Regions from separate parts of the Homo sapiens genome. Here region 1 is linked to region 2. Evidence: read pairs that join two places in POLR2A ChIA-PET (ENCODE). Cell type or tissue: PC-9. All regions are shown on one strand. Each heading gives the region's core, and the rest is flanking DNA. Links, peaks and the distances in the headings are about the cores only.

Region 1 (15,135 bases), core at 8,513-11,012, 520 kb after region 2:
TACACTTTAAATATGTGTAGTTTATTGTATGTAACTTACGTCAATAAACTTATTTTAAAAGTGAGGATCCTTGACAATAAGTCTGTCCTACCTCAGCTCAAAGTAAGTCAAAGGAGAAATTGCAAATAGGTGAAAATTCATCTCAGAAAGAATCAGTGAGTCTTTTCTTCTTAACATTTTATTTTTTAAATTGACAAAATTGTATATCTTTATCATGTATAAGATGATGTTTTAAAATATGTATACACTGTGGAATGGCTAAATTGAGCTAATTAACATACGTATTACCTCAGATAGGTATCATTTTTTGTGGTGAGAACACTTAAAAATCCACTCTCAGCATTTTTCAAGAATACAATAATATACTGTTATTAACTATAGTCACCCTATAGAACTCTTGAACTTACTCCTCCTACATAACTAAAATTTTATATCCTTTGACCTACGCTACCCCCAGGGGGGTCTTCTCTACAAAGCTGGCCCTCTACATGCATCTTAGGGCCCCATGTCCGAGGAATGGAGGACTGACTGCAGTACGCCATTTTATGTGAGGGACTTGAGCATCCGCAGATTTGGAAACTGTGAGGAATCCTGAAACCAACGCCCTGTGGATACTGAGGGACAACTGTATTTAAGAAATAAATAACCAGTAGAGATTACAAGATCTAAGCCATAGAGTATTGCTACCATTAATTTGGGAAAATTCTAAACTAGGTACAATCAAATAGCCTAGTTTTTAAAAAAACAGGAAAAAAGCTTGCATTAAGGTCACATAGACCAGCTGGTCTGAAGAATGTAACATCCTGACGTAACACCAAGATAAACCAATGATAAGATATACACATAGGCAGTGAATGATGGGAGAATTAGCTGAAAAATGTAGAAGTTGGCAAAATCTACAAACATGTTTGTTTTGAGTTTAGAACCTTTCATTATAAAAGTTCATAGGTTGCTCATTCATTCAACCAATATTTATTGAAAGCGTACTACAGGCGCTGTGCAAAGACCCTGCGGAACCGGCCCTTGGGAGTTTGAATTCTAATGGGGAAATGGAGGGTGAGGGGTCAGCTAGTAACTACATCAACAAATAACTGGAAATACTCACAGAGAGAAAAAAGGGTTAATAATTTCTAGGGATAATAATAACAATGGTGATAATAATCACAGCCATCACTGACATTGCTCTTGCTGGTACCAGGCACTATTCTTAAGTATCACTGGAACTTATTATTTTACAAATGAAGAGCCAGGCCCATAGTCACTTAGATAATTAGTAGTAGAGTCAAGATTGGAATCCTGGCCATCTGGCTCCAGAGTCCAAGCTTTCTCCCACTATGGCACCAGTATGTGTTTGGGGTACAGCAAGTGAAGAGGAGGCACTCCCTTAGATGAGGTGAGAGAAAGTCTGTCAGAGGAAGTGACAGCTGACACGAGATCTAAACAAATGAGAAATGTAGCCCTTGTTTCTAGCAGTAACTACTGAGTAAGAATAGTTGTCTATGAGGCCACTCCAACTTCAGGCCTTCTGCACATTACCTTTTATCATCTATAGCAGAGGAGCAAGTTGCTAAATAACTTTTTTGGTGTTGAAAAACTGAGTGGGCGATATTTCAAACAAATGACTAGGAATCAAAATAAAATGAGAAACTTAATAAAAATTTATAGTTCACCGTAAGCCTACAATACACAATTATGTTTGGGAAGCATCCAAAATTCCATATTCAGCACTTATTTCATTCATATTTTTTGCTTGCTTAAGAATCATGTCATCCAAACTTGAATGAATGAGTCAGCTCCAAATTAATAGGGTTAAAAATCTTTCCTTCTATTTTACAGAAAACTAGTGTTTTTGAACAAAGAAGCAGATTAAAAATCTGTTTTTTTAAAACTGTATTCAGTCCTTAAAAAATATACCCTTTTATACATATCATGGCATGGTGTCTTCAAGAACTGCTTTTAACCTTTACTATTTTCCAGCTTACACAAGTGAAGAAAGGGCCTGTCTAAATTGAATAGAACCCATAACCTCTAAGGCTCAACCAAAGAGAGGTCTGAAAGAATCTCCGGAGGGGAAGGGTGAATGTGATCAAAGCAAGAGAACCCTTACCCTTATCTTAAGAGCTCAACAAGGACTCCAAGGCAAAGAATCCAGGGCCATTTATATAGCCATTCTTTCCCCTACTCACTTCTCCCAACCAGACTCTCCTCCATTCAAGCCTTGAAAAATTTTGTGTTCTACTTTAATAAGCAAAGTGTTTTGCATTATTAAAAGGAGATGTGGCTGGGTGCGGTGGCTCACGCTTGTAATCCCAGCACTTTGGGAGGCAGAGGCAGGCGGATCACCTAAGGTCAGGAGTTCGAGACCAGCCTGACCAACATGGTGAAACCCCGTCTCTACTAAAAACACAAAATTAGCCGGACGTGGTGGTGCATGTCTGTAATCCCAGCTACTTGGGAGGCTGACGCAAGAGAATTGCTTGAACCCGGAAGGCAGAGGTTGTAGTGAGCCAAGATTGTGCCATTGCACTCCAGCCTGCGCAACAAGAGCGAAACTCTATCTCAAAAAATAAAAAAGGAGATTTGTTTGCAAGTCACTGTACCACCATCGCTATTTTATCACCTTACTCCAGTGCACGTGGAGATCACAGTCCACAGTCACATGATGTTGAGGAAGAAAAGGATAGTTGAGGACAGGAAGAGAGGGCAAACTATTCCGGTAGCATTTCTCACCACCTCAATCCTCTCTTTACCCACCTCCAGTGCTCAGCTCCTTACAGTTTACCTTCCCTCCTAATTCCACAGCTCCACATCTGAACCTCTGACCCAGAGATTCTACTACAGGTCCACAATCCTACCCCAAGGCCCATCCCGTGCAGACTTTCTGCCCTAGGAGAGTTCCTTGGGCATATCCATTACCTAAGTCGGCCAGCAGGAGTCGAGGGGGAGTTTCAGCTTCTCTCATTACACATGGTAGTTAGGTTCTTTTATTTGATTATTACCATGCTCTGGTACCCTCTGCGTGATAGTCTAATCTGAGCTCCAAACCACTATGCATAAGACATAGTGGTGTCAGACCCTTGGAGATACATCATCTCATTCAATCTTCTCCAAACTTCTAGGAGATAACAGTTTTTGGCAGGACTGTACAAAAAAAGCAAAATACCTAACACTGATGGAGACTTAAATGTCTATTTATAAGATATAAGAGAATTATTTACCAATTTTTGTGATGCAGCCTGTTTTTATACTGGGATTGTCTGGCCCCTGAAGTGGGGCAAATATGAATAGGTTTACAGAGCTAGAGAAAGACCATTACTTAAGAAAAAGCCCCAGTTTTTATTCCTATAGTTTGCTTTACCACAGCTAAGAATGCCCTGTAAGACAATCGACATTACTGAAATAGTTGAATTTCAGTAGGTTGCAATTGAAGTCTGCCTCCACTTTATTCCCCTAAGGGCTAAACTAGGTGTCACTAATCCCTAGATGCTCTGCTCCCTACCAGGAAGTTCAATCTGATGGCTTGACATCAAAGAAATGTTCATAGGCTCCTAAAGATAGACAGCTTGTTTACCACATCTCAAATGGCAAGATTCTGGTTCAAGTGAGGAAAATGCTCATTTGAAAGAAAAGAAGCAGAATGAAAATACTTTCTACTTGGGCAGAAGTTTATCTTTCCAACTTAAGTCAGAGTAAATAATCCTGATGAGTCAAGTGACTTGAAGTGACTCTGGATTTGCCATGGGTGGATCTTTTATGCCTATCTGCACAATTCTATACTCGCCCAATAACAAAAATATAGTAAACCCTTTTCATGCATCACAAACCAAGTATCAGCATGTAATATTGATAATACCTAAAAAGTAAAGACAGGCTTTCATTACTAATCCTGTGCTTACCCATGCTCTTCAGTGTAACTATTCAAATGCTTGGAAGTGCTTGTAGTTTCCCATTACCCACAGTTAGAATATATACATAATGTACAGGAAGGACTGCCTGTGAGTTAAGGGTTGTTTGGTTTTTTTCTGTTGTTTGCTTTCAAAGGAGGAAAAAAATATTTCAATAAACAGGAACATCTGAAGAGTATGGATAAAATTCAAGACTCATACATGGTTTGAATTACTTTCCCATGGATATACAGTAGTCAAATTGATTTTTTATGAAAACGTTGGCAATCTCACTCTCTATGGAGGAAATTGAGTGCTGGCTACAATGATACAGTTTGTCATTTTAGTTTTCAAGATCATGCCAAAACAAATGCCTCAGATAAAAAGACTGCAAAATAAGTGACAGTGGTTTTTCAGTTTTACATGCTTAAGATCCGTGCTTTGATATTTTAAACAACCAGATTACTTTCAATTCCCCAAATAATCTTGTGCTCTCTCTTACTTTTTGGCTTTTGAACACGCTGGTCTCCCTGTCTGGATGTCCTGCCATAAAATATACCTTTTCCATGTCTCTTAGTTAACCCTTATTTATCCATCACACAGATATCTACTAAGACCTCACTTCTTACCAGAAGCCTTCCATGGCCTCAACTAACCTTGAATGGTTGTCTGGGCCACGCTTCCTTCTTTGAAAATGCCTTCGATTTTATTTTCAGCAAGAAATTCTTATTCCCAAAGGACATTTAGTTTATGATATATGATGTAATGAAAATCTACTATGAATTGTAACTCCTTTATGTTCAGCTTGTATTATTCTTTAAAGTAATACAACTATGTGACTACACATACTCTCTAAAAAGACTTTACTATGTCAAGCTTGGCCACAAGCTTTCCAAGCAAAGCTGATTTAAAAAGGGAAAGGGGGCTAAGTAGTTGCTGGGATGGGATGGAGGAAGATTCATTGACTTATTTAACAAATATTTATTGAAGCCCTACTTTGCATATCACTATTCTGGTTCTGCTGATGCAGCAAGTAACCAAAGAAGTAAGTAAAAAATAAACAAATAAACTTTTCTCCATCTTACTTAAGAACTTTATCAACTTTCTACTCCCACCAAAGCCAGCAAATGGAATAAACAGGAAATAGTGTAGGTGACTGACAATAAGCATACAGTGACATTTAACAAGACACAGGAATGCTTTTAGCAGGGAGAAAAAGTAAAGAGTTTCAAGTATCTCACTGTCTTCAATAATTGTTGGATAGGATGGAGGAATTCTTCCTGATCTGTCCAGTGATCTGTAACAGGGCATTCCTGGTGCTTTTTGTTGTGAGGACTTCTTAATACTCAAATTGCATAATTAAGATTTATTTAGTAAGCTGAATATTAACACAGTTCAAGTTTCTACAGATTAATTTACCTCAACATATGAAATTGGAAATATTCCTATTTTGTCTGCCAGCATTCCTTCAGCCCAGTTTTCATCCACTCTTCGGATCACAGTCAGAACATCATCCTGAAGAAACAGCAAATCATTAATCTACCTGATCATTAAGCTGTACCATTAAGCTTGTCATTTAATTTTCCTTTTCAATAAAGAGACTCATGTTTTAAAGAGTACATGAATAAAAATGCTATGACATATCTTTAGTACATGGATTAAATGTTTTCATGAATTAAACGGTAGCTACCAGCCCACCTGGTGTCCTTTCCAACTGTTACAAAGCTATGAACTCCTATGCAAGGGAGCTGGCTGCTAACTCTTAAGATCTACAAATTGCAACCTCAAATGATACCTACCCTAGCCTCCTGAGTTTGTTTTAGATTGATTCTCAGATGCTCCTCATTTTCTGAAAATAAACCAAATGCCTACTCAAATGTACATCCTACCGCTTTTCTCCACAAAAATCACAAAATTCTGCTTAAAACTCCAAACCATTTTATCAATTCGGCAGATATATTCCTGTATGCTTTTAGGCAAAGAATTTTACATATAAAATATGAAAGTAATGACATTTCATTTTGTTATTCATAATTCAGTACTTTAAAATCCCTGAGTGGTGCATACACCCTTTAAAGTGGCTTAGAAATAAATTCAGACTCTAAATATGAAAATGATACCACATAGAGCATCAACCAAGATAATCTTTCATATAAGAAGTCTGTGCATAAAATTACCTTCCTTGTGACTTAAAGACTGCTTCTAGGCATTTTCAGAAGCATAGTGAGTAGTTCACACAAAACTTGTATTTTTTTTTGCAAAAGGCAACACGAGCTATATTTCTATGTATCTGGGTACAGAGGTAGAGCTGGCAAACAGAAAACAAGCACATTCTACCTTTACCTTTGCAAATGGAAGGCAATCTTTGTCTGCTTCCTTGTCTTTCACTTCAAAGTCATAAAGTGCTTTGCACTGAGGTGGGGGCTGAGGTAACGGTTTAATAATCTGCACAAAGTTGGTGGGGAAAAAGCCATGGATTCCATTGACTTCCCCATGGTACCAATTTTCATCCACTTGTCTTCGCAAAATGATGATGTCACCTTTGCTGAATTTAAGGTCTCCAGGCTCTTTTCCTTCATAGTTGTATAATGCTTTGGCACATGGTAACTGAGGTATACCCTTTAAAAAAAAAAGAGGGATGAATTTTAATAAAATAATGGTCTTAAAATGTCTCTGAAAATACAACTGCGTTGTCATTGTTTTAAAGTCAAAGTCAAAACCACACTGTAACCCTTGAAGAAAATCTCACACAAAAACAATATATATGTGTTACCAATAAATAGAAAACACAAAACAATTGTCCATAGTGACATAAGAACAGTACGACACCCATGCACCAGCCATGATTTAGGCTTCTATTCTTAAGTTTAACTTGGTGGGTGTTTTGCCTTCTTTCTTTGAGGTTATCAGTATATGAAAGCATGACTGCCAGGTCTGCCTCTCAAGAACTCATAAAAAACAAGCTTAACTTCCTACATTAACTACTTTATTCATCAGGATAAATGATAAACACTGAGGAGAAATGATAGATACTGAGGGGAAAAATTTAAACCAAATTTATTAATTTACTAAACTGCTTTTAAGCTTGGTTGATAAAAATCAGAGTTCGGCTTTTAGGCAAATCTCTTCCTGATATTGCTTTTAATGTGGGCAGTAGGTCTTACTCTTTCATGAGCTCAATGAGTATTTAATGAGGGTCTACTCCTGGATACAGCAGTGAGTGAACAGTCACAGTACCTGCCATCCCCAAGTTTATAATCTGTAAGTGTATAGACACGTGGTCTTTTACAGCCTAAGATCATTCAACTTTGCTCTTTCCTGGAAGAGAGCACATTGTTAGGCTGATAAGCTAAGAGATGAGGAATTTAATGTTCCTGCATTGCATTACTGTTTTAAATGACAAGTTTAAAATTGTGTACATAAACCCCAGTGCAATTTAATCATCAACTGATTAATATGATACTTTTCAACGGCATTGGGGGTGCCCAATCTTGAGCATCAGTTGTCACTTTAAGATCTTTGGCCTCTCTGAGCGCTGTTGCATATCGTTGATTCAGGAGATAAGTGGCAAATCCAACATGTCTATAATAATTCCCTGAACAAGATTACAGGGCTCCTGCTTTTGGAGTCTTTATTTATTTATTCACTCTTCCAGAAAACATTTATCAAGCTTTTACTTTTTTTTTCTTTTTTTTTTTTAAGACGGAGTCTTGCTCTGTTGCCCAGGCTGGAGTGCAGTGGTGCAATCTCGGCTCACTGCAACCTCTGCCTCCTGGGTTGAGTGATTTTAACGCTTCAGCCTCCCAAGTAGCTGGGATTGCAGGCAAGCACCACTATGTCTGGCTCATTTTTGTATTTTTACAAAATGGGGTCTCGCCATGTTGGCCAGGCTGGTCTCAAACTCCTGACCTCAAATGATCCACCCACCTTGGCCTCCCAAAGTGCTGGGATTATAGGCATGAGCCATCGCACCCAGTGCAAGCTTTTACTTTTTACCACGCAATGTGCAAGTGCTGATGACTTAAAGAAGAATAAGACAGTTCTTTTCTTAAAGGATATTAGTAATAACTACAATACAGTGTAATAAATGTAATGATAAAGATATGCACACCATTTATGGGGACAAAAAACATAGGTCTCTCGTGTTTGGTGAGTAGGAAAATGAAACACTTCCTGGAGGAAGTGACACATGAGCCAAGTCTTAAAGGATGCACAGGAATTAGTTGTCAAGGTTGGAGTGAATGAATGAAAGAGAACAGTAAGGGCATTCCAGGCAGAGGGGTCAGCACCAGCAAAGACCTGGAGGTAAGAAGTCACATGTGCAGCGGGACTGGGGAGCATAAAGAATGCAGTATTCCTGGATAAGAATTACGGAACATAAAGGAGAGGTAGGCAGAGGCCAGTTTATTGAGGGTCTTGTATAACATATGAAAGAGTTTTTATTGCTGCGTTCTTCTGGTAATGGTAAGTCATTTCCATGTTTAATGCACAAACAGACTTAGGTCCTATGTGCCGGACAGATCAGTCTGGCAGTAGTGTGGAAAATGGACGTGAAGTGGGCAGGCAGGCAGAGAGCTATGTGCAAAGCACAGGCCTCAACTAGTTGAATATTTTTTAAGTTTAATATTTCCAATGAAGTAGAGCAATATAGTTAGCATTACTTATATCATTGTCTGCCCCCCGACCTGTAAAAAGTGGATCAAAGTTTTATACCCTTGATGGCAACAGAACTTCATAACACAATTTTCAAAAATTAGTTTGGTTTCTACTTAGAGACTTAGAGTCTGGACTACCTATAAGCCAAATTTGTTTTGCTAAACATTTGTTTAGGAATATTAATTATTGCTCTCAAAATGCTATTGGCAATCATCTTGCCTTGGCTTAGTCCATGTGATGTTGTAGTTGGTTAATTAGAACTTCCCTGAGAGGCCAATGTCCTGGGAAGACAGGGGTTGAGCCTTCCAGAGTAATGACACCCTCCTGTGACCTCTGACTTTCAGACTCTGTCTTAAGATCTGGCCTCCAATGGCGTCACTTCTGCTACTCTGCCTTGACCTAATCTTGTAAGCAATTCTGCTGTGCCCAGAAAGGAAATGCCCACCAAGAACTCTGGTCATTCACAACGCTGTGTACTCTGGTCACATTACATTAGTGTCCAACTCTGGGGAAAGAAGAATTCTAATTTTTCTCTACCCTCACAGATGCCTCATTATATTCTCCACTATATTATGTATTTCTTCAAGGCTAGTTATCACAGCTTAACAACATTTCCAAAAATAGGTTTGAGGAAATAATAGTAAAACACAGCAATCGACAGAGAGAGAGAGATAGAGAGAGAGAAAGAGAGAGAACTGGCAAGTACTATACTAAATCTCTTGTACAATAGCTAAAGAGACTCTGATCAGGCAGTATAGGGTACTGGCTGGAAGCACAAACTCCAGAGCCAGATTGCAGGGTGTGAATCCCATTTACTAGCTCTGTGATTTGGGGCAGGTTAACTCGCTGTGCCTCTTTCTTCATTTGGGCTGTTGTGAGGATTTAGTGAATTCATATATATAAGCCACACCTTAAATGACCCAGCAGGCAGTACATGCTACATGTGTGAACCATCATCATTGTCATCATCGTCATCATTACCCAGTGTAAAAAGCCTCTTTACCAGTGAAATGGGGCACCTGACAATGCATTTGTCTCTCCACAGCTGGATGCTTTCCCTTTTAGATGAATTCACATAGCAATTACATTTTTAATACATATTCACTGTATAACAATGCAAAGAATGTTCCTCCTAGGAAGTGTTCAGGATTTTGAAATGTGCATTTCTGAAGCACACATTTGTTTTCTGAGTAGAATCCATTCATCTTCTGGTTGAACAGAAGAAATTACAAATTCACTGACATGTACCGTTTAATAGGGGATGGCATTTTAGATGTGGCTGTAGTTCATCTTGACAGGGCTAATGTAAGGCATTGGAAGCCTGCATGAATTAATTGAAAATCCCATTACAAACTCGGTGACAAATAACTCTATTCACCATTATGGCCTGTTTTTTTCCCTACCTCAATTAGCTCTGTTTGGCCCACTCTGTCCAAATCCATGCCAGCCAAACCCATGCACCAAGATACAGATTTAGCACTCTTAGAAACCATTCTGAACTGCTCCTTGAAGAGATCTGTAAAATTCCAAATGACCCACAATATGGTTTTTTGTGATATGCTGATGTGGGAACTGAAGGAATTTATTTCTTTACAGATCACTTCCACACACCAGTGGCCTAATGGACTTATTAACTTTTCCACAAAACAAATCTATTACATGTTCCTAAAATCATCAAGGATTCTAAATAGACCAGTGGCAAGGAGAAAGCTTACTATGATAACAGTGATATACATTATGGTTAGCCTAGGGTTACATTTCCGTGATGCAACTGAAAATTCATTAATTCACCCCAACTTGCTAAGTCTTGACTGCTAAAATTGTTTCAATGATCAATAACCACAAAGAATCATAAAGCTTATGACAATCTAACCCATGAACAAACATTTGTGCATCTGGCTGTGTTTTTCTATGGTATTCTTTTTCAATTAAATTCTATGAGGCTAGAAAGCCAGTTTGGGTCAAGTTTCTAAAAAGAAGGCTTCCCACATTAAATAAAATGAATTCTACTCTGATTTTAAATCAAGCAAAGTTCAGTGATCTTTGAAAGACTTATTCCCACACAGACTGCAGATGATTAAGGATAAACGGTTAAACGACTTGGAAAAGCAATAAAAGAACACATTTTCCTTTTGCAACATCTGAAAGATAAAGCCAAAACAATTGGTTTGATAGCCTAGGACTACTCTGTGGATAAAATATGTCTGGAGCCCATGGAGGCACTGCCCTCTCATTCATCTCCTTCGAAAGGTCTGAGAGTCATGTCATCACTGGGCCCTCTGCCCTCCAAGCCTTCTGCAGGCTTTCCAAACTGCTGCTTTTCTTCTGTATCCTCTCATCAGGCCAAGGCCCCCAAGGATCCACAGAGCTTACATTTCACTTGGAGACTTTCACTTGGCTACACATGAAAGGGATGCTTAAAAGGAGAGAAAGCCAAAGAGAAACCGACTCTGCAGTCTAACCTTGGGTTTGCGGCTTGTCATTCACACTGCCAGCTTTATCAAAAAGCTTGGCAATTTAGACAGGCAAACTGTTACAGTAATTCTGCATCTAAAAACATTTTGATAAACATCTACTATATTGTTCATTTAAAAAAATAAGTATGATAGTGGGCCAGCTTTACATTTCAAATAATTTTTGTTTCCAAATCATACATACAGGTTGTCTTTTAAGATATTAAAATCCTCATGTGATCTGCCTATAAATATTTTTGATTAAATGCTTTCGACTTCCATTTCCATACCATCAGCGGTATTCCAATACATCTGGCAAAATGCTACTTGATGAACTAGCTGAGATTCTAACAGGTAAATAAAACATTCACTGCCAATTTATTTTATAGACTCTAAATGCCAATGCCCAGATGTACGTGCAAGACAGCCTCTCTAAATTCAAATTCCTTCATGCATTTCTTACTGCTCCATAAAGTAAAAAAGATTCAGTGACCTCCTAAAAAGAAAATCTAGAAGACACTCTTGTAGTGGGAACAGCTATAAAATGTGTATAATTTAATAACTCAGTTATATCTAAATTGGCATCAATGCTGGCTGATTTTAACTTGACTTTCAGAAACTTTCCAGAAAGAACTGAGGCACAAAGAAATCATAGTAATAGAAAGTACCACACAGAGTAAGAAGTAGAAAAATGGGTGGAAGAAACAATTTTTTAAAAATATCTTTTGGGTCAGGCACGGTAGCTCACACCTGTAATCCCAGCACTTTGGGAGGCTGAGACAGGCGGATCACTTAAGTCTAGGGAGTTCAAGACCAGCCTGGATGACATGGCAAAACTCATCTCTATAAAAAGTACAAAAATTAGCACGGTGGTGGTGCGCCTACAGTCCCAACTACTTGCGAGGCTGAGGCAGTAGGCAGAGGTTGCAGTGAGCCAAGATGGCGCCACTGCACTCCAGCCTGGGCAATAGAGTGAGACTCCGTCTCAGAAAAAAAAGTAAAAAAAAATAGAATGTCTTTTGTACAACAAAAAACATGTTGGCTTTTCCCTACAAAGTAAAATATCTGTCAAGATATAATAACAGTATTTCATGAAAATATTGATTCTTTAACAGTTAATAACTCCTAAGTATTGTTCTCAAGATATCTACATCAGATAATCACTCAAATATGATTTGGCCATCACTACTAATGTTTCAACTTCAATGACGGCCAAGACGAATATTAAAGGTTTTATTTTTCCAAAGTAACATCAGAAGGGACTGAGAATCCCATAATTCCACAATAGTCCATCTTTCATTTGTTCTTTCCTTTAACATTTATTTCTGGAAAGCACTGTGCTGGGGAATTTTTATCTGACAATCATTTTCTTAATCTTCTACCTCCCACCTACCCCAAATTCACTACATAAAATTTTCTAATCATACTAACTTTAATCAAAACTACCAGCACTTTGAGGATGGCAGCTGCAAATAAACAGAAATTAAGACAAAACGTTGTTTCTTCATTCACATGTCTTCTTTTTGCCTTTATTCTACTATCCCAGTGTCCCCTTTTCTTGCATGCTCATTTTCTCCAGCTTTCTCCAGAAGTAGACTCTGCAGCCAGCCAGCCCCCCTCCTTATTCCAGACCTGGTTCCAGTTCCATACCAGCTCAAGAATGTGGGCTGACCAAGGCCAGCCTTTGGGCTTTTTTAGCGCTTGGTGGCTCCTCAGCACACACTCTGTGCTGTCTGCTGCCCTGCTCACGCTCATCTGTGGGCTCCACACCCTCCATCCTCTCCTTACCCAGCTCCTGCAATCCAATCCACCATCGCTAATGGAGTGTCTAACTCAGCTCTTGACCAAACAGCAATCAGTCAATTATAGTCTCCAGCAGCCTTGCTGTTTTGCGGGGGGCATTAATGGTTTCGGGGGCAAGGTAGAGGGAGAGAAAAAAAAAAACAAACTAGAGATAAAGGAAAGTAGATAAAGTAGCTTTCTTACCAATTTCCCTGGGCTGTACTCTCATCATTAATCATTTGCATAATGAATTTAGCTGAAGTCAAGAGTATATTCAAACACCCAGAAAAAAAAAAAAATGAACAACAGTTTTCCAAATTTCAAAACGAAAAAATGCTATTAGACTCTTCATTAAATGTTTTTTTCTAGAAACTAAAATACAGAAAACAAACTGAAATACATTTGTCCCACCTCCTGGATTTTCCTCTCCTACAAGTACAGGAGAACCTGAGGCAGCACTCAGGAGCATGTTTAAAAGGCAATGTTGCAGGAAAAGTGGGCTAAGGGGCATTGCTTAGTAAATACCTATATTTAGGAGGCAGAAAAAAGAGAGATACAGGAAACTAGAGAGGTAGGACGAAAACCAGCAAACTATAACCACAGTAACAAGGATAATTCCTGAAACACGGTTTTGTCCACATCACCTATGTCTTTACAATCTGGAGACAGTTCCCAATTACCTCTTAAATCACATTAATGGTCTAAATCATGAGTTTTATGGCCCTCCATTTGGATTGTCTGTTCCACCTCATATTTTCCACCCTCAGCAAGCAAACCAGTCTGCTGTCATCACCTCCAACTTCATACATGCCATCTCTCCTCCACCAAAATTCATCGAGAACAGTCCATTTCTCCCTCCACCTCCCCACCTTGTATATGTATCACGTGCCTGATAATTATGCTGCATTTCTTTCACTTGGATTTTTATGTCTGTCTAGGATGACTGCTTTTGTTGTTTGGAATCAGGTGTAAATAAGGCCAAGATCAATGATCTGATTCTTGTGTGGGTCAATAGGACAGTCTCTATTTCCCAGATGTGACAGCCACTACTTGTCCATCAGGACCCAGCCCAGGCATTGCCTCCTTGGGGAAGCTTCTCCCAACCTTCCTCTACCCAAGTCTAGAGAAGGTGCTGCTCTTTTTATGTACACCTAGAGTGCCTTATGAATACTGTTATCATGGCCCTTATCTTACTCAGTTTATAACCTATTTCTTCCTGCTAGACTGTAACCTCCTGGAGACCTGGGACTATGTGTTATGCATCTTTGTATCATGAGTACCTACCTCAGTGTCTGTGAAAAACTTCTTGCTGAATAAATTAATGAAAGAACAAAAGTTATCTCTAGTGGACTGAGTGGTAAGGTGTGGATAGGTTAAGTGGAAAAAGAACACATCTAAAGGAAAAGCAACTAAAAAGATGATTCTACTGACAGGCTCAACAGTTTTACACAAATTGCAAAATATATACAAACACATATTTATGTGTCTCTGGGAACTCCTCATGAATGGTAGACTGCTAATCCATCTTTTTGAAACTGTCCTCCCAAGTACACAGCAGGTGGTGGGCACTTGATTCTGAGACATGGGAGGTACAGAAATACTGAAGGAGACATTTTTATTACCATTTCCTAGGCTGCTGGGAAACCTGGGGCATGCTAAGGTGCTACAGAAAAACCTGGGGAAACATGAGCAGGCACTGCAAATTGGTATCAACTTCACTGTGTTCTAGACACTGGAACTAAAACATAGTCCGTTCTGGAAGTGGGCAGTTGAGTGTCTTATACTAAGCAAATGGCTGGCATTTGAAAAATGTGAAACAAATTATGCAGCAAACTACAGCAAATAAATATTTTCCTTATAAACTCATTTGGTGGTTAGGAGGAAACAGTCATGCAGTTGATATGGCATTTCTCTTGGATGGCCTTAGTACCCAACTGACAGATAAATCATTAAAGAAAACAAATTTTATGAATTTCTCCAAGTGAAGATAGCTATTGAGAATGCAGTCACTCAAGTAAAATGCAAGAAGTTTGTGTCACTCATTGCCTTGAATATTAGTTTTCTGTTTCATCACATGTTTAATAATTACAATAGTATTTTGCAGAGAGCAGGAATATTTACTGGGAAGATTCTCTGCAGTAACTTGAGTTACCATCTTGAAGACTCATCACAGGATGGGGACTATTTCCTGGGAAAAGGTCAAGTTTCTACCTATTTGAAAAACAGATTCCTGGCAAAGAATCTGCCCTTCTCTTGCCACTGCCCTGCCCTAGGCCTCCAACCTGACCCTGGGGTGTAGAGCTAAATAGGGAGGAATGATCATGTACCAGGAATTCTGCTTGCATCTTATCTAATCCTAC
Region 2 (15,135 bases), core at 4,423-6,922:
GCAGATGGAGAGTACAACTGAAAGATACCTTGTGTGGAAGGGTACAGAAGGAACCTCAAGCTGGACGTTGATTTCTTTTATCAGTAATACAAATTCACTACTAGCTGCTTCTTGGATTTCCCCCCTTGAGAGCTGCAACGTTTCCTAAATGAACAGAGGTCTTTAGGGAATGCCTCAAACCACAGCTGAATGGGGAGTGGCTTTAGAAATCGCCGGTGGAACTTGCCTGTTACCTTCTTACAATTCCCCCCGCCCCTGGGCAACGCAAAAGCCGTCCTAAGTGCGATAAGAGCATGGAGTGAAGGGAGTTATTTCTGGAGTTTAGCAGCATTCCTCCCCAGGACACACCCTCTCCCCCTCCCCAGCAGCCCGGCACTCCGACACACTCCGCGCACACGCGCCCCTCGGCGAGACGCGGCGCATTCGCGCGCTGGAGACCGGCGGCCTCTCACCGAGCCTGAGTCGTGGCCGCTGCGCCGCCAGGAGGCTTCCCGGGAGCCGGCGGGGCCCAGGACCTCTCGAGCGCAGCAGGCAAGGGGCCGGCCTTTTGGCAGCGCGGCTGCCAGTTAATTTTCTCCGTTGCATTCTGCAAACGAGATCGCATTCAGAGCCCAGAAGTTGCAAGCTGGGAATAAGCGAGATCTGAAAGACCCCCAAGAGGAGCTTGTTTGGGAGTGGGGGCAGACGGCGTTTTGCGCCCAACTGGTAAGTGGCAGCATTAAATCTATGCAGACATGGAGGAAATAAAGCTTTGCAGCCTTTCCAGGCAGTGGCATGCAAGTACTCGTGCGAAGAGTACTGTTTGGGGTGTTTAGTTGTAGTGGACTCAGAATACCGTGTTCCGCCACGGTTTTCCTAATCCCTTCTTCGGACTCCTCTTTGGGGGTTGGCGGGGGCGGGTCCTGCTTCGCGGGACTTTTCTGTTGTTGGAGTTAGGGTGGGGGAGGGGAGAAAGGCGTGAGGTTGAATAATCTCTCCTACCCACCTCACCCTTTTTTTTTTCCATTAAAAAAAATGATACTTTTAGAGAAGCTTCTCTTTCATGTGTTTAACTTGCCTGCTGCGATTTGAGCCCAATGAGTTTGTATTTTCTCTAATTACTTTGTAATCGGCTCCATCCTCGGTTGAAATAGAAGGAAACTTTCACAAAGCAATCAATTTCTGACAGCCTAAGAGCTGCTCAGTTGCTGAATGAGGTCTAGCTGGAAACACTTTGTTTCTCACAAGGTTTTGGTGATTTTTCCCATGAGAAATCTGGGCGTTTTCACACCTGTTGCTTTTCAGTTGCCTCAAAATTGTTTGCTTGTTTGTTTGTTTTCTTGGGTTTCACTTGATTGCAGTTCTTTGTCTAACCAAATCCAATGCTACTTTCCCGGTTCTCCTCTCCCTTTGGACGGGGTCCCTGTTGTTAGCATTCAGTTGGCGGTGGTTCTTAGGGAACAAGTGGCAGGCAGAATACAATAGGGAAGAATGCATTCCTGATGACTCCTCTACCATGGAAAGACTGAAAAACTGACATTCTCCATTAGTTTTTATGGAAAGCATTGCTGACGCTTATAAATATTCAATTTTGGTGAGTTCCTGAAATTATTTAATCCAGAAGTAACCAGCATGACTTTTACAGAGAGAGTTCCCCTAATCTATTTGCATTACAAGCATAGAGACCCTGGCACCTGAACACCCCCAGAATGCTGAAGTCACCTTTCACTTCACTGGCAGGTAGGCTACTGACAAGGAAAGGGGTGATGGAATGTTAGGAGAGGGGCAGCGGGGAAGACCCCCTGAGAAGGGGGCTGTCCTCCAAGGGACCAGCATGATTTCAGCTTTCTGATGATTAAGAAAATCATCAGGATATTGGAGTGTAATTTAACATCCTAGTAGGTTAAGTTGAATTCCTGTCCACATGATGAAAAAGACTTTCTATCAGCCCTTCTCACACTTCCAAGTGGAGCTCAATGGAATGCTTGTTTATTTCTGTTGCCGATAAATCCATGGGAAATCTCTGCTGAACCCAGCAATTTTAAAAAAGCAAGTTCCAGCTTATAATTGCCCGTATAATGGCAAACAGGTTATTTTCAGTAACCTAAGACTCTTACATTTCCCCCCGCGGTTGTTATAGGGGTTACATGAAGATGTTATGAGCATGCATTTGAGCTTACCCACCCCCAACTGAAATGGAAAGTTATCCTTGGGTGTCTGATGGAAAAGATTGTTGCCAGATACCTTAGGAGGCTATAAAATAACATGTTTCTGAAAAGATCATAACTAGTAGACATGAGTGTCTATAGCTACTATATAATTTTTCATTGTTCCTTTAGGAAAGAGACCTACTTTGATCACTACAGTGTTTACATTTGTTGTTTATTTGTTGTATGGTTTTTCTGAGTCTTTTTTCTTTTCTTTTTGCTATTGAAAATCTCCCTTCATTTAAATGAAATCACAGACTAGAAATAGCAATGATTGCTCTCTAGGGCTAAAATTAGAAACTACAAGAGACTTTTTAGACACATCCCTCTTGTCTCATGGAAGGTTCTGCCGAGTTTTCTTTAAAACTCCCACTTAAGCAATTATTGTAAGATGATGTTTACTCTGTAAAATAGCATTTTTATTTGGACAATTTTTTTCCATCAAGCTTTAATCATACTTTGCCAATGCATATTGAACTTTGTTTCTCTGAGGTGCCTAAAGGGACATCCAATACATTTACCATCCCTTCAAAGTCTGTATACTTAGCTCTTTGAACAGTTTCTTAAAAAAATAATAATAATAAATAAACAAAAGCTCCAATGGCACTTGCAAGAGACAAGACTGGGTCCTGTGATGTGATGGCAGATGGCAGTTGCATGAGCTTTGTTTATGCTCAGAACAAGCTCGGTGTCTCTTAAATTAATCATGAATTGAATAATTGATTTCTCACACCTTGGGCTGCATTTAATCTTCAGCTGTACATTTAAAGATAGGTTATGATTGAGGTCTTGTTCACTTGGACGTCCTTTCAAAGCCTATCAAGTGATTTTACAGTTGGGTCATTTCTAATCGTAACACATATTATAAAATGTAATGACATAAACTTCGAGCTTTCCTGGCTTTTCAATTTCCAAGATGGGCTTCAGTGACCTTCCCATTTGTTGGTCAGCCCCAAAGATGGTGGGGCTAATGGATACAGTGGTTTTTCTGTAAATGTAATTAAACGTGCCTCTGCCAGCTGCCTGTGGTATTTGTGAATGTTTTCGTAAGAAAAGCTGTTCTTCGACTTTATCTGCCCACTGTGGTTTGTGGCATGTTGTGCTATTCTGCAGCCTTGCAGTTTTTTTCCTGAATGATTGGGCTATGATGTCATGTGCTATCTCAGCGCAGAACCTTTTCAAAGCTTTGCTGGGGTCTGTGTGCCTGAGCGAGGGGAGTGGAGGCTCCCTCAGAGCGCACTTGGTAGCGACTCCCCGTCTACTCCAGCACATTCCATCGCCTGGAGACCAAAGCCACCAAATGATTTGCGGTCAGAGTGATTTGGGGCTGGTTAGAGATGATTTAAAAGGAAGGTTATGGGCATATGAAGTGTAGCGTAAAGAAAATATATTTTACTACTTTATTGAGACCACATGGCTCCAACTTGAACTTTTTTTTTAAACATGGAAATTGTTGGCTGAACTGGCTCACAGTGTTTTTTCCCTTTTTTTCATTTTTATTGCTCTGAGCGAAGAGCTGTACTCCCTATTTATTATATGCTTGACCTCTCCATTATTTCTGAAAGTTTGAAAAGCTTTTTATGTTTAAAGAAAACAGGAAAACGTAGGATTTATCTGTTGTGCTCTTCAAGGGCCAAATACCATTGCCAGAGAAGAGACCCAACTCTCTCCAATAACTGAAAGAAGGTTTCTTTCTCATGTCAAGCTTGGGAAGCCATCAGTTATGAAAGAGACAAGGGCCAGTCTGTCCCAGGGTACCCGAGGGCCACAGCATATCAGTACTGACAGTGTATCCATGTCTCTTGTTGACTGGGAGAGATGGTTTTGCTCAACCTCCTAAGGGTTCAATATACCCTACGATTAATAATGGGGCCAAATAAAGCATGGTCGATCTTTTCCAATGCCAGAATGGTGATGCTAGGGCTCAGAGACCAGGGGCTCCTTCTCATTAGCGGTCCATGGGAACACATAACACTTGGGTGCAACACTTCGTTTGTGAGACTAAGCAGCCATCTCCTGCCTCTCCTATGTGGGCTACCACAAACTGGCACAGTAAACCACCTATTACCTCTGAACAGGTTCCCAAATCTCTGTCCAGCATGAACTTAAAGTATCTATTATCACTTCACTCTGTGGCTCAGGTTCATCCTATTTCAATCCTCAAGGCATATGCCATAGTCTAATAGTCCATTACAAGCTATCAGATAGCCAGCTCCAACTTGCAATTCGGTGTTATGACACTAGCTAGAGAAGTGCCATGGAAAGCATGTTTGTGAGCATGCCCAGTCCCTTGGCAGCCATCAACCCAGGGTCTGAGGGCCATGACTGTGATGTAATGGAAGGCCTGAGATCTTCCCACCAACCCTTCATGGTTGCTGGTCTGTGATCCATCTGAGCCAGCCTGGATTCCCGCAGTTTGAGTCTGTGTGTGTGTCCAGGGATTTAAAGGAAAACATGTGGAGACCAAATTAGTGTGGCACCTGATGAGAAAATCTTATAGAATTGGAAAAATGTCAAGAAGGCAACATTGTATGATGGAAATCAAACTACATTGGAATTGAGGATCCTGGTTTTGCCACTATGTGACCTTGAACCAGCTATTTAGTAATGTAACATTGATAAAGCACTGTATTACATTTGATCATTTCCTTCCCAAATATGACATGTGATCATCAGAACCACATTTGGAAGCAGGTAGGGCAGGTGGCGTTATTTCCATTCTGCAAGTATGGAAACTGGAGCTCTAGAGGTTAATGACTTGCTCAAGGTCACAAAGCATGTGAGTGGTAGAATTTGACCTCAAACTCAGAACTTCTGCCAGACACGGTGGCTCATAAGCATGAGCCTGTAATCCCAACACTTTGAGAGGCCAAGGCAGGAAGATCACTTGAGGCCAGGAGTTCTGACACCAGCCTGGGCAACATAGTGAGACCCCATCCCTGCAAAAAATAAAATTAGCCCAGTGTGGTGGTGGGTACCTGTAGTCCTAGCTGCCTAGGAGGCAGAGGCGAGAAGATCGCTTGAGCTCAGAAATTCGAGGCTGCAGTGAACTACTATTGTGCCACTGCCCTCTAGCCTGACTGACAGAATGAGACTCTGTCCCAGAAAGTAAACAAAAAAACCCAGAACTTCTAACTTCAAATCTCATGATCTGTCCACCATAGCAAGCAGCCCTCACAATTCTCAACCTCTATAGAACTCACTCTCCTCATTTGCAAAAATGAGACATTTGGCCCAGAAAATTACAGGCCATTCCAGCTTAAAATTCTGTGTCTGATGAATCACTGGCTGGAAGGGACTTTAAGAAATCACTTAGTCATATTCCTTGCTTCCAGAAGGACTCTATCTAAACTATTTTGAAAAGAAAATATCAGCCCTTTTCTTACAGTCCCAGTGCAGAAAAGGGCCCCAGAGAGTGTCCAAGTGCATTTGGGAGTGAGAAAGAAACGAGGAGCTACAGAGCCAGTGCTCAGCAGGGTGATCCATTTCTTGGGCTCAGAAGCAGTGAGTCTTGCCTCCCTGGATGTGAATGTTCAGCCCTGAGATCAATATCTGAAGTAGGAGAGGAGAGTCACAAGCATGCTTTGCTGGTTAGAAAGGAAGTCTGTAAGAGAGATCAGAAAACTGGTAACTCTGTGAAGAGGAAAAGAAGAGCTAAGTGACTCAGTAATGATCTTAAAGTTTATTAAGGACTCCTGGAGAGTGCGATGACTACAAATCAGTGGTAATGTTTCTACTTAAAGATAGAAACGGCAGAATCCTGCTCATTCAGCAGGTGTGACAAGCAGAAAGCTATGCTAATCTAGCCTTACTTTGCTTGTATCGGAGGGGTTGGTGGCAGAATGGGAGTGAAAGGGGCTTCTCCCTGAAGACGGTGCCTAGGAGCCCCACTCCAGTCTTCCCTTCTCTCTCAGCACAGTTCTCAGCCGGCTGGTGTACCAGTTAGTGTCTAGTAACCTTTCTAGGACAAGGGACTACCAGTAGACAACTACCAGCAAGCACAGCAAGTTGCAAGTTCAGTCTCACATTGCTCAGCTAACCCGGTTATAATTTTAAAAACTGATTTGGCTCCATGTTCTTCCTATGTCACTCCCATGAAATAGATGTTACTTTTTATTTAAAAAAAAAAAAAAGTAGTGACTGAGATCAGAAGACAAGTAATTATCACAACTCTACAACTTACAGAGCTTAGACAAGGCATTTCCTACTCTGGGTCTTGATTTCTCATCTGTGAAATGGGCTAACAATAGCCACTTCAAAGTTAAATATTTCTGAGGATTAGCCAGGCGCAGTGGCTCACACCTGTAATCCTAGCACTTTGGGAGGCTAAGGCAGGTGGATCACTTGAGGTCAGGAGTTTGAGACCAGCCTGGCCAGCATGGCGAAACCCCATCTGTACTAAAAATACAAAAATTAGTTGGGCATGGTGGTGAGTACCGGTAATCCCAGCTACCCGGTTGGCTGAGACAGGAGAATTGCTTGAAACTGGGAGGCAGAGGTTGCAGTGAGCCAAGATTATGCCTCTGCACTCCAGCCTGAGCAACAGAGGGAGAATACATCTCAAAAAAAAAAAAAAAAAAAAAAAAATTCTGAGGATCAAATGGGGAAACATAGATGAGCATGCTGTGTAACAGTTTACATCATTATTAAAAGGAGTCCAATTTCAGGCTTTTCTGTAAACCACAAGGTCACAGATGTTTCTTTTTATTCTGCCTTAATTCCATTCCCAAGCCAAAATCAGAATCACAGCAGTTTATCCTCACTTACTATGTGTCAAGCACATAACCACCTTTAATCCTCACAAAAATATTATGAAGTAGATATATTACCCCTATTTTATTATCTGGAAACTATATTCTCACAAAGATAAGCATCTTGCCCAAGATCACATGGCTACTAAGTAACAGAGACAAAGCGGAAACCAAGGCTGTCTCAAGGCAAAGCTGTGCTCTCAGACCTTCAGGGCTCTGAAGAACTGGGGCCCTGTCCTACCTGAGTACAGCCCCAGTCCTCTTGGTTTCAAGTTGCAGTTGATCTCCTGGCAGGCCTTCCAGGGGGTCTCCTCAGCTGTTCTGAGTCTAGATCAGGTCCTTTGCTTAGTCCCTTAGCTAAAGCTTCATCTTAATCCATAGTTTAGTCCATTCTGGCGGCTATAACGAAGTACCATAAACTGGATACATTATAAACAACAGAGGTTTATTGCTCACAGTTCTGAAGGCTGAAAAGTCCAAGGTGAAGGTGCCGGTAGATTCAGTGTTTGGTGAGGGCCCACTTTCTGGTTCATAGATGGTGCCTTCTTGCTGTGATCTCACGTATTGGAAGAACTAACTAGCTCCCTTGGGCCTATTTTATAGGGGCACTAACCCTATTCATGAGGCTCTACCCTCATAACCTAATCACCTCCCAGAAGGCCCCACTTCCTAAATACCATATGAATTTGGGAGGGGGGGCGGGCCATAAACATCCAGACCATAGCAATCAGCTTACCCCGATTCACACTCCACCGTCTCCTCTCTTTTTCCTGTCCTTATTCCTAGGTGGCTTGCTGACCCCTCTCATGTTCCTCTCCCACTCCACACATTCCTCTTTGGAACATCCTACATTCTCTTCCCCACCTTTCTCTCAGAAGCAGATACTTCCCCATAAGGATCTTGTACCTCTCCCCAGTTTTCCCAGCCCATGACATTAGCCCATCAAGCCTAGATCAAATGCCAATTTCCCCAGCATGTTTACTGTGTTTCCTTTCACTGGAAATAAATTTTAGCATGTTAAAGACAGCCTCTATATTACTTATGAATATCACAGAATGTGAATTTTCAAAACTGTGAAAACCACAGAAGTCATTGCTCAGTTGCCTTTATTTTATAGATGAGGAAACTGAGGCCCAGACAAGTTAATTTACTGCCCACAGTTATAACTGTAGGCTAGAGCTGGAGCTGATTCCAAATGCAGTCAGTATTGTTGTCAAAATAGTTTAAACTGGGCATGTTATTGTATCCGCATCCTCCAGTCTGGTGTGGCCCCTTGGTCAAAGTTTGGAAAGGAGTTTCGCCCTTGCCACAACAGTCTGATTGGACTCAGACCATGAATCATAAGAAATGTTTTCTTTTACTTAAACCTGTTCACTCCTCAATAGGCTACAAAGAACTATTGGCCATTCAACTTTTTTTTTTTTTTTTTGAGACGGAGTCTTGCTCTGTCACCCAGGCTGGAGTGCAGTGGTGTGATCTTGGCTCACTGCAAGCTCCACCTCCCAGGTTCACACCATTCTCCTGCCTCAGCCTCCTGAGTAGCTGGGACTACAGGCACCCACTACCACGCCCAGCTAATTTTTTGTATTTTTTAGTAGAGACGGGGTTTCACCGTGTTAGCCAGGATGGTCTCGATCTTCTGACCTCGTGATCCGCCCGCCTCGGCCACCCAAAGTGCTGGGATTATAGGCGTGAGCCACCGTGCCCGGCCTGCCACTCAACTTTAATTTGTGGCCAGGAAGAGTTAAGTCTCCCCTTAGCTTGCCTGTCTTTTAGGTTCAATAATACCAGATCTTTTTGCTTTTTCTCACAGTTCTTGTTCTCCAACAATTTCATCATCTTTATTTCTATCTGTTGAACTATATCCAAGTGCTCCATGCATCTCAAACTGTGAAGTCCAGAAGTGGACAAAGAAGTCTCATGAAGGTATGAGAAAGTGACGATGACCTCACAATTCCTTCAAACTGTGCTTCCGTTGGTGCGGCCAACTTTCATGCTCGTGTTTCAAGCGATAGCCGGGCCTCACTGGCTCAAGTTCAGCGTATTATCCTCATTTGGCTGGACACTGCTTAGCCTGTGTTTGTGATAATGATTGTTTCCTCCATGTAGCATCCAGAACTTTTCCGATTGAGCTTTTTTCCCTTTGTTCCTGACTACTACTCCAATTCATCAACTCATTTGGGACTCTAATCCTATTCTTCCACCTCTTAATTCTTAACCCCAGCTACTGTCCCAAGTAGCTTAGCACATTAAAAGTCCCTGGAATTCACCCCTGAGACTTCTGGCCCCTCAAAGCACTTCTCCCTCATGGCTCCAGGATTGGATAAAGCCAGTAGTCCATCTCCCAGTACACACAAGGCACTCACACAAGGTTATAAGTTCTGGATAAAATAAGAGATCACCAGAAAGCCTTCCAAGAGGCATGTAGCTAAGGGTCATTACATGGGTAGATTCAGAGATAACTGACTACACTTAGACCTAACTTGGGTATGATGGTGGGAGTCTCCAAGATTTTCCTTTGGCTCAGAAATGTGATAATTATGAATATTTGCACTTATAAATCACTTATCTCCATTAGCGTAAGCTACACTTATAATGATATACATTACCCCAGTTTACAGATGAAGAAATTAAGGCTCAGTGAGGTTAAGGTCACACAGCCCAGATTAGTACTTATGTTTCCTGTCTTTAAATTCCTTGAACTTTCTGTATTTCAGCAGGTTTTAAAATCTTAGAATTCCTAAAAATCCCGTGTGTGAGTTGGGTATGGTGCTTTTGAAAAATAGAGATTCCAGGCCGGGCACGGTGGCCTACGCCTGTAATCCCAACACTTTGGGAGGTCGAGGTGGGCGGATCATGAGGTCAGGAGATCGAGACCATCCTGGCTAACACAGTGAAACCCCGTCTCTACTAAAAATACAAAAAATTAGCCAGGCGTGGCGGCATGTGCCTGTAGTCCCAGCTACTCGAGAGGCTGAGGCAGGAGAATGGCATGAACCTGGGAGGCGGAGCTTGTAATGAGCCAAGATTGCACCACGGCACTCCAGCCTGGGCGACAGAGCGAGACTCCATCTCAAAAAAAAAAAAAAAGAGAGAGATTCTAGGGCCCTGGCTCTAAGACATACTGATTGCTTAAGTCTGAGTGGAGCCCTGGGATCTGCGTTTTAATAAGCACCGTAGAGGGTTTTGAGTAAGCCTTTGCATGCCATACTTGAAGAAACCCTCTCCTAAACTATGCTGTCTAGGCCAGACCCTTTAAATACTACAGATCTACCTTTGCCCTGGGATAAAGCTGGCACATAAAAACCAGCCACAGAAACCTCCTGATCCAGACAGTAGCTCAGAGGGCTCTCTGATGACCCTAAGACCCAGGACTGTGGTGCTCAGAGCCTGCCACCAACCCTGGTTCCGTCCTGTTTTTGTCCTCTTCAGTTTTGCTGACGCATTGAACTCCTCTCTTTAGAGCACTCTGCTTTGATCCCACTCAGGTCTTAGATATGCTCTCACCCCTGATTTTGTCGGCCTCGGCTGCTCCAGATGAGAAAGCCTATCTCCCTAAGGCCTTTCCAGATGCCGCTGTAAAATGGATCTGAAACCTGACTCATGAGAGACAATCTGAAGACTTTATCTGGGGAACTTTCTACTCCCGTGCACCCCAGCTGGGCAACATTTACAAACTGCTCTGAGGGAAAGCTTCACAGCCAGTTTCCCCAGAGAGGCATAGTGGTTCTTACAGTCCTACTAAACTAAGTTTACAATCTATTGTTCCTGAAAAACCAGATACTCCAGGAGGCGGATAGATGACTAGGGAATGGACAGCGCAATGAATGTTGATTGGGCATGCACAGTACACAGGCACTGCACTGATTTCTTTCCATGAGTTGTGTCTTCGTCTCCTTTCACCCATAAGGAGCACAGCCAGGATGGTTTCACCTGGTGCCTGCTCTCTACTCCCAGGGCACTTAGGGATTGTGTGTTCCTTGGATTACAAACATAGCCCTGCTACCTACACATCCCTCGGGTCTTTCAGGATCACAAAATGTGCAAGTGGTCTCTGGCTGGATTCTCTTATGTGTGTTTTATCAAGGAACAAGTAGATTCCTGATGAAAAAAAGTTTTTAGACTGAAAGCAGACTAACAGAGTGGTTGAAAATTGACATGGGACGCAACCGAACTCCCAGTCTTGGTAGACACATTCCACTTACTGCCTCTTCTCTATTCCCTTTTCCAAGTGCAGGAATCTTCTTTTTTATTTTTATTTATGTATTTATTTTATTTTATATTTTTGAGATGGAGTTTCACTGTTTTGCCCAGGCTGGAGTGAAGTGGCGCGATCTTAGCTTACTGCAATCTCTGCCTCCTGGGTTCAAGCGATCCTCCTGCCTCAGCCTCCCGAGTAGCTGGGATTATAGGCGCCCGCCACCACGCCCAGCTAATTTTTGTATTTTTAATAGAGATAAGGTTTCACCCTGTTGGCCAGGCTGGTCTCAAACTCCTGACCTCAGGCGATCCACCCGCCTTGGTCTCCCAAAGTGCTGGGATTACAGACATGAGCCACCACGCCTGGCAGGCATCTTCTGCTCAATAGGCTTGAGTCTTCCTGCACTTTTTCAGAAGCAAATCCAGCTTGTGATAGTGGGGCAGCATGCAATAACATATGCTGGCAGCAAATCCCAACACAGTGGGAAGAAACTGCTTTTCCTGTACATTCGTCTCTACTGTCTTGTGACAATCTGAAGAGAAATTCCCAAACATAAGTCTCCTGAGTGATTGTCAGGTGTATACCTTGCCTTATTGTTAGCAGACGTGAAAGCTCTTTGAGAAGACAGCAAAGTATTTGGAGCTGGAAGGAAAGGGGTGTTTGGAGCCTTGTTAGAGACCAGCTGTAGAGCCTTAGAATGTTCTCTATATAGGAAAGCTTACATTGTGCTGAAAGAAACAGTTGCCTATTGGGTTATAACTTGGCGAGTTATGTAATGATACAAATGTTGGATGACTTGTTAAAGGATCTGAGAGCATTATGGCAAAATTCTATACCCTATCCTTAATTAGATCAAGTTAAACTGAAAGGGAAAAGCAGTCTGGTTTGCTAACCACAGTGGAAGTATTGCTTTCGGGTGGAATTCATATCCGGATTGCATTGTCTGGCTTGAGGATAATACACAGGAAGCAATCTGGAGTTTTTCTTTCTTTTGGTTTTGATATTTCAGTTACAAGGAACTTGAAGTCTAGGAACTGGCTTTGCAATGTTAACAGTTATCACAGCCAGCTAGCCAAAATGTCCCTGTTTAAGATCTTGCTGTTTATCATAACATGAAGTGTGCTCTATGCCGTGTATGATTTCCAATACACATGTGTTAGTAATTACTACCAATATGAGTATCTACCCAGCCATTAATCAAGGCACCCAACACATCCTGCCAATGTACTTTGAAACTTTATCTGCTGAAAAAGCAAAATTCCCCTCCGCTAATGAACACTTTTAGGAAAGCAGGCTGGTTAAGAGTGTCTGAAGCATTTGAGTGACAGCTCCAGAGAACTCCCATTTATGACCGCAGGTGACCTAGCAAAAACTGGGAAATATAAGCACAGTTCTACATTTTAGTTTCTCCTAAAGATCATCAGTTTAATAATAACAGTTGGCCTTTACTGAGCCCTGATCAAAAGTCTCTTGACATGTTTTTTCTCCTTTAATAATCCCAGGACATAAGGTCTGTTAATATCCCTACTTCCCGATTAGGAAACTGAAGCTCAGAGAGGCTAAGTAGTTTGCAAAAATTCATTCATGGAGGAAATGACAGAGCCAGGGTACTAACCCTGGTGTGCTGACTCCGGAACTCATGCTTCTTGGATTCCATTCTTCTTTCAAAACCGCTTGGTGCCTCCAAAGAGAAAAATGGTTTGGTAATTAGTCCCATTTGCTTCCAGTGATGAAGAGGAACTCTTTGATGTTGATATCTTTTTTTTTTTTTTTTAATGGAATCTCACTCTTGTCATCCAGGCTGGAGTGCAGTGGTGCAATCTTGGCTCTCTGCAACCTCCACCTCCCGGGTTCAAGTGATTCTGTTGCCTCAGCCTCCCATGTAGCTGGGATTACAGGCGCCTCCACCAAGAATGGCTAATTTTTGTATTTTTAGTAGAGATGGGGTTTCAACATGTTGGCCAGGCTGGTCTTGAACTCCTGATCTCAACTGATCCTCCTGCCTCCAGCCACCCAATGTGCTGGGATTACAGGCGTGAGCCACTGCACGTGGCCGGATGTTGATATCTTTCAAACATTTATTGAGCACTGACCTTGTCCCAAGGGGTTAAACAGACCATATCACTGAATCCACCCAATAAACAAATAAGGTAGGTTGTAGCATCTCTGTTTTACTGTCAAGTAACCACCTGTTCCGTCCCATCATCCAGCGTTGCCCCTGTGGCCCTAAGGGTTGACCGACTTTCTGTTTGAGTGGAGTATGTAAATAGGACCAAAAAGCCATGTGGTAGTTGTAGGAGAGAGGACACAGCAATGGAAGCCCAAAAGTGTGGTTCTCATCCTGGACACCATCATTCGTGATAACTCTCTTCATCTCCTCTGTACCTGTGTTCCTTTTTCGTGCCTATAGTATTTCCTTTAACTAAAGTGGAAGTGTTATCTGAAGTTTCATGAAAATAGCATATGCATCAGAAATAGGGAGATATCAGCTGGGTGCAGTGGCTCACGCCTATAATCCCAGCACTTTGGAAGGCCGAGGCAGGCGGATCACTGGAGGTCAGGAGTTCAAGACCAGCCTGGCCAATATGGAAACCCTGTCTCTACTAAAAACACAAAAATTAGCCGGGCATGGTGGTGGGCGCCTGTAATCCCAGCTACTCGGGAAGCTGAGGCATGAGAATTGCTTGAACCCAGGAGGAGGTTGCAGTGAGCTGAGATCACACCAGTGCACTCCAGCCTGGGTGACAGTGTGCGACACAGTCTCAAAAAAAAAAAAAAAGGAAATAGGGAGAAAGATATTTTTTCTAATTCAGGATCTTCCACTAAATATCAGTATTCAAATTATGTAGCCTTTTTGACCCTCAGTATCCCAATCCGTAAAATGAAGGCAATAGTACCCAGCTCTAAATGTTGTTGTAAAGATTAAATGAGACAACACCTATGGTATGTGCAGCACAGTACCTGATATGTATCAGTAGTAGGGCCCTTTAAATGTCACTTCTGTCCCTCTTCTCAACTCCCCACCTCACCACCCGTATTAGTAAGTAGTGCTTACAATACAGATAAGATGGGGTGTTTGCGAACAGCGTCGTGCCATCCACAGTGTCACTTATCGGGCGGCAATATCAAGTAGTGGTTAAACTCTTTGAATCCCTTTAAGTAGACTGATGAAGTTGAAATCTCTGCTCCACCATTTCCTGTGTGACTTTGAGACATTTATTGAACCTCCCTGGGCCTCAGTTTCCTCTTTCTTTAAAATGGGTTAGTACTTCTCTCATGGGGTTTCTGAGAGGGCTGAATTCATTATATACTACATTCACTTAGAAAATACCTGGCCCAGAGTGAACACTTATTCGATGTTAGCTGCCATTATTATTAGTTATTTATTTATCTCTGTGACCTCTTGTAAGCTTATTAAAGGAGCTGTGCAGAGTGAGACCATGAAACAGATTTTCTAGTGCAAACGGGGCTGCTCACAGGAGGCTCGTGGAGTCTGAGTTGCTGACCTTGGCCCCATTAGCACCGTTCTCTAACCAGCTCAGGCACGGGGCTGTAATGAGGATTATTGAAGTAACATATGGAAAACTCTTAGAGTTAGCTCTTGGGAAAGGAAAAAGGCACTAAATAAATACAAGGAATTATTAAAAACCGGGAGACGACCTCACAGGGATGCTGAGCCTTGTATGTTATTTGCTATTCTAAGAAGAAACTGGGGCAAGAAGCCAACTTCATCACCAGGCGACAAAGTGGTCTCCTGGCTGCTGTTCAAGGGATGGCAGCATGCAGCATCACCTCCAGGCCATCACAGCCTCTTCCTGGCTGCAGGAAGCTCAGCTTTCCCACGAAAAAGAAGGGCTGGGTCCTATGCCAGATGCTATGCCTGCTGCCTCCCATATCTCGTGCCCAAATACCCCTCCTTTGAGGAGAGCTGGGAGGTGATATTCTAAGTGAGAACCTACCAAGTAGAATATTGATGGTAAATTCCCTCTGGTACTAG

The links. Peaks named below come from ENCODE experiments on the same cell type or tissue, not always from the same donor. Only the 100,000 strongest peaks of a DNase experiment are listed, where the experiment ranks them.
Region 1: POLR2A ChIA-PET joins it to region 2 with 6 read pairs; 2 of 35 experiments call an interaction of 5 or more read pairs at or near these places.

Annotation. Positions count from the first base shown.
Region 1 is chr4:169,150,177-169,165,311 of GRCh38, forward strand. It overlaps SH3RF1 (SH3 domain containing ring finger 1), which reads right to left. Exons shown (of 12, transcript NM_020870.4): 3 at 6,228-6,503; 4 at 5,304-5,399. Among named protein-coding and RNA genes, the nearest start is that of SH3RF1, 110 kb to the right of the region's middle. In PC-9, for the core only: no CTCF peak of the experiment used is centred there; a DNase peak (open chromatin) is centred at 9,665.
Region 2 is chr4:168,631,196-168,646,330 of GRCh38, forward strand. The region is part of intron 2 of PALLD (palladin, cytoskeletal associated protein); the gene reads left to right. Among named protein-coding and RNA genes, the nearest start is that of PALLD-AS1, 9.8 kb to the right of the region's middle. In PC-9, for the core only: no CTCF peak of the experiment used is centred there; DNase peaks (open chromatin) are centred at 5,476 and 5,746; H3K4me3 peaks cover 728 bases; H3K27ac peaks cover 2,500 bases.